Linked DNA regions of Homo sapiens: region 2 is linked to region 1. The links are chromatin contacts, found by Hi-C or POLR2A ChIA-PET in ENCODE. All regions are on one chromosome and are shown on one strand. Each heading gives the region's core, a stretch centred on a gene start or an enhancer-like site at or near the end of the contact. The rest is flanking DNA. Distances are from core to core; before and after follow the strand shown.

Region 1 (2,670 bases), core at 51-2,550:
CTTCTCCATTAAAACTCACAAGTAAGCTTCTTTGAACTAAAATCCTTTGCACATTTCAAGCTGTTCATACTGTTAAAGAAAGTAAATTATACTTGAAGGGTATACTTAAAATGGGAATTTTAAAATGAAGATTATCTGCCTTTCTTCCTGAACATAGACACATAATCTTGCCTGTTCTGGTTCCATCTTTTCCAATATAGGCAGTTGCAGGGGTGATTAAGTACCTCTGCAGAGAAAGTTAGAGTGAAAATCAGTTCAATGATAAATTAAATGACAGATTTTCAGGTCTTTTTGTTTGTTTGTTTTTGCTTTTTTGGACTCTATTATCAAACAATAAGAATTAGACTTTCTAGTTGCCTGATAGTTTGTAAACTATTTAAACTGTTTGGAATGCAAATATCCTAAATTAGGATTAGAGTAACTGTGTCAATAATACAGTAATGATATGAGTAAATCATACTTGCTTCACTCTACATCAGATAGAGTTTTTTAATAATTTTGTAAAATTCCTGAGATGTTTGAAGCTGGGCATGTTGTCTAATATTTATGGGCTTTGGTTTCTGCCTGTGTCGAGTGGGTAGGCTGGAAACTGCTTCACAGAATGTCTCCCTTGACCTCAAGCCAGTAATATACAGCCCTCCCATGTCCTTCAAACCACCAGGAGTTGATCCCCAAGAGAAAACTTCACATACACAGTATTCATCCCACTAGAATACTTGATTATACATTGTAGAAGCCAGTGACAGTCTCCCCTCAGTATCATATTCTCAGAATCTAGCAGAATACATACTACGACACAGTGAAAAATCAATATTTATTAAATAATGTAATTACCTATTTAGTGCACAGGGTTAATGGATGATTATGGGGGAGAATGTATATAAACGTATTTCAATAACTATATCTAGACAATGTATTGATTCACTAATAAAATCATAATACACAAGTATAATTATACTATAAAAATCCTTGAGGTGAAGAATCAGAGCATTGAATGGTTTTTTGTTGTTGTTGTTTGTTTGGTTTGGTGAATCGATTATTATTAATTTTAGTTTCAGAATCAAGTATTAAATTCTGTACATATTATATCTTCAAAAAATTGTTGTTGTTTGGTTATGATACACTGAACTCAAATGCCATTTCCTCTAGGAAGCCTTTCTTCAACTCCTCATCTAAATTTGGTGTCCCAGTCCCCACATTCCAGGCCCCCAGTGGTTTTTGTCCTAGCTCTTGTCATACTTTGTAATTACAGGAATCTATGAGTATCTGTTGACTGCCCGTCTCTCTCACTGACTGACTCACTCACTGAAGCTGGGGGCAGCCTCTGTTTGGATAACCACGTAGCTCCAGTGTCTGACACAGCCCCTGTTTCAACAGGAGATGTTCATTATGTGTGAAGAAGGAAGGGAGTGGAAAAGGAGCAAATGAAGAAAAGAGTAGGGAGGAAGAGAGAACGGAATACAATTGTATATTTAAATTCAAATTCAGTTAATGAATTTAATAAATCCAGAGTTCCATTAAAGCAACAAAGGGTAGCCAGCTTGGTTAGCAGATCACCGGCATGCCGGCACCCCACACCATACCTTTTAATCTTTTTCTGTCTTTTCACTTGGGAGGGGGGACATCTTACATACCAACAAAATGTTGAAAGAAAAAAACATTAATTCATATTACAGATTTTATATTGTTGGTGATGTATTTTCATTTAAAATATTCCAAATAGAAGTTTTAAAAGCCTTCAAAAGTAGAAATATATGGAGTTTTGGCAGGTAGTAGATGTGAGTCACATACCACTTAAATTGGTATTTAAATTGTCCATATAAAATAGACATTAAGAAAACTAAATGCCTATATCCTAAAATAGGGGTAGAGAGGCAGAAGCAACTAATGTTTACATCCTTTAAACTGGAATCTTGGACTTTATATTGCAAAAGCAAATGACAAATGTCTAATAAAGTTCAAGGGCAAGTTACACAGATGGAAAATTAATAGCTTTATTTTTCTTTGTGTTAGGCATCATTTCCTAAACATTTGAAGCAAAGTGTATATTTAAGCCACATTTGGATTTATCATTGACATCTTTTAAAAGAAAAATAGGAATTAAAATGCAATTTGTGTATATTCTTATACTTCATACACTTTCCATCTATTTAGCATTAATGTTGTAGGAAGAGCTATTCTTTTAGAAAATGTCAAAAAGAACAAATTTCCTAAAATGTTCCTGTTGATGGTAAGTAGGCTGTTTTGCCTTATACTAATGTAATGGATTCTCTCAATAATAGGACTTTTTTTTCTAATTTTTCAAGATAATTTTAGTGACTCATAATCAGTAAACTAAAGGATAAGGAGCGACCTACCTCAATGAAAAATATTTCAGTACACATATAATACCAGCCAGCTATTTCTTGAGGGCAACTTTAAATCGAAGTCAAGTCACAAATGGATTGAGACTGGTGATCTCACTTCATCCTTTGGAAAACTATGTATATCACAAAATCAGTATACATTTTGACATAGTTGGCAGCCTTTCCTTGAAGTAGGCTCTGAATCAACTGAGCATGGAAACTCAATTTGCCTGGGGATATGCTAGCCTTTAAATAAAGAGGGCTGATAGTTTCTGCTAAAACAATGGAGAAATCTCCCAACATCTATAATTTTGTATACACTATA
Region 2 (2,670 bases), core at 125-2,624, 280 kb after region 1:
TTTTTTTTATTTTACTTTAAGTTCTAGGGTACATGTGCACAAGGTGCAGGTTTGTTACATATATATACATGTGCACAAGGTGCAGGTTTGTTACATATATATACATGTGCCATGTTGGTGTGCTGCACCCAATAACTCGTCATTTACATTAGGTATATCTCCTAATGCTATCCCTCCCCACTTCCCCCACCCCATGACAGGCCCCGGTGTGTAATGTTCCCCTTCCTGTGTCCAAGTGTTCTCATTGTTCAGTTCCCACCTATGAGTGAGAACATGCGGTGTTTGTTTTTTTTTCCTTGCAATAGTTTGCTGAGAATGATGGTTTCCAGCTTCATCCACATCCCTACAAAGGACATGAACTCATCCTTTTTTATGACTGCATAGTATTCCATGGTGTATATGTGCCACATTTTCTTAATCCAGTCAATTTGCCTTCTTAAAACTTCTTGGTGGCCCAGCACGGTGGCTCATGCTTATAACCCCAGCCCTTTGGGAGGCTGAGGTGGGTGAATTGCTTGAGCCCAGGAGTTTGAGACCAGCCTGGGCAACATGGTGAAAACCCGTCTCTACAAAAAATACAAAAATTAACCCGATGTGGTGGCACTTGCCTGTGGTTCCAGCTACCTGGGAGACTGAGGTGGGAGAATCACCTGAGCCTGGGAAGTCGAGGTTGCATTGAGCTGAGATTGCGCCAGTGCACTCCAGCCTGGGTGACAGACTGAGGCCCTGTCTCAAACAATAAAACTTACTGGTTTTCCTGCCTGATTGCTTTCTCTGAACTGTACCCTAGATCTTCCTACCGTGGTGGTTCAGATGAGAGATGATGGTAGCCTGTATGTGGGTAGTGCTTATCAGAGATGGAAATAAAATTGACAAGAGTTGATAATGTATTAGAAGCGGAGGCTAAGAGAGAGGTAAGCAAGATAATCACTAGGTTTCTGACTTGCATAATTGGGCGGTGATGTCATTCACTGAGATTAGAAGCATTCCAGGGCGACTATGTGGTAGAGAGGCTACAATGAATTCAACTTTAGATGTATTGGAGATGTGTTTAGAATGTCTTAAGGGTAAATGTCACATAGGCTTTTATTTATTTATTTATTTGAGACAGAGTTTCGCTCTTGTCGCTCAGGCTGGAGTGCAGTTGGGTGATCTTGGCGCATTGAGACTTCCACCTCCCGGGTTCAAGCAATTCCCCTGCCTCAGCCTCCTGAGTAGCTGGGATTACAGGCATGCACCACCACGCCCAGATAATTTTTGTATTTTTAGTAGAGGCGGGGTTTCACCATGTTGGCCAGGCTGGTCATGATTTCCTGACCTCAAGTGATCCGCCCACCTCGGCCTCTCAAAGTGCTGTGATTACAGGCATGAGCCATCGCACCTGGCCATGAAGGCTTTTAGATGGGTCTGGAGCTTGGAGGAGAAGTCTGAACTAAGGATAAACTAAAGGTAAGTTGCTGAGTCATCTGTAGAGAGGTGGGAATTGAGGGCACGGATGAGACAGCCTAGAAGAAAAGGAGGAGAAGATGAGAAGAGAGTATCGAGGTATTGGAAACTGGGGAGGGCAGACAAGTCTAAAAAGGAGACTGGAAAAAAGTAGTTGAAGATGGAGAGGGCAAATCTGGGCAGTGTTGGGACACGGAAGCTGAGGAAAAGAGCAGTTCAAGATGCTTGAAATGAACACACCAAAAATACTGTGAACTATTCAGCACGTCCTTGTTTTATAAGTAAAATTCATAGTCACATCAGCGAAATAATTTTAAATGTATGTCTGTTGACTTAAATATTGGTTTTCTTTTGTGACTGAGGTTCCAGTACTTAGGAAAGGAAATGAAAGAGAGGCAGGGCACTCAGGGCTGACTGTCTTCTCAAAGTGCTAACTGATAGACTCTTCCAAGAATGGAATCATTTGTGTTTTCTTTTTTTTTTTTTTTTTTTTTTTTTGAGACGGAATCTCGCTCTGTCGCCCAGGCTGGAGTGCAGTGGCGTGACCTCGGCTCACTGCAAGCTCCGCCTCCCGGGTTCACGCCATTCTCCTGCCTCAGCCTCCCGAGTAGCTGGGACTACAGGCGCCCGCCACCACGCCCGGCTAATTTTTTGTATTTTTAGTAGAGACGGGGTTTCACCATTTTAGCCGGGATGGTCTCGATCTCCTGACCTCGTGATCCGCCCGCCTCGGCCTCCCAAAGTGCTGGGATTACAGGCGTGAGCCACCGCGCCCGGCCTCATTTGTGTTTTCTATTAAAACATATAACCCAGGGTATTAGACCACCATGGTGGTCACGGCGATCACAAAATATTTTTAACTGGTTTGCTGTGAGCTGATTTAGTGTTCTGAAATTTTATTATCTTGACTGGTAGAATTATTGGAACCAGCCATACATGTTAGAGTGATTGACAGCTACTTCTGATGAGGCTTTTATTGGATCTCAGGCAGCCTGCAAGTCACTGTCCTTTGCATTCAGATGCATTTATTTCCACAGCCTCCAGGGTAGCTAATGTTATTTTTCCTTCCCATTCCGAAATTTTAAGATGCCTCAGCTTTAGCCTGGCTCCTAAACTGATGGACAAGAGGAGAATATGAAGAGGAAGACGGGTCTCCTGGAATCCTCAGTTCCCAGGCTCTTCCCTCCAGTGGTCCAGGAACACTTTTGTCCCTGTCATAGATTT

The links. A loop is a pair of places that touch in the nucleus more often than their neighbours do. ChIA-PET counts read pairs that join two places held with the same protein, here RNA polymerase II (POLR2A). Pooled maps may share reads with other maps.
Region 2: a map of mammary epithelial cell shows a loop between it and region 1 (2.5-fold over the local background). The contact joins the promoter of TENM3 here to the enhancer-like site in region 1. A Hi-C loop is called at or near these places in 1 of 168 maps with a recorded cell type or tissue (mammary epithelial cell) and 1 of 50 pooled maps. POLR2A ChIA-PET finds 5 or more read pairs at or near these places in 1 of 52 experiments (IMR-90).

What each region holds. Positions count from the first base shown.
Region 1 is chr4:181,958,036-181,960,705 of GRCh38, forward strand. It overlaps a transcript of TENM3 not described here. Among named protein-coding and RNA genes, the nearest start is that of TENM3-AS2, 130 kb to the left of the region's middle. Within about 2 kb of position 1,301, at least 2 of the 41 ENCODE cell types and tissues checked have a DNase peak (open chromatin) inside an H3K27ac peak, as active enhancers do; they include mammary epithelial cell, where a contact is called at or near this core.
Region 2 is chr4:182,242,028-182,244,697 of GRCh38, forward strand. TENM3 (teneurin transmembrane protein 3) reads left to right here and starts at 1,375. Exons shown (of 28, transcript NM_001080477.4): 1 at 1,375-1,449.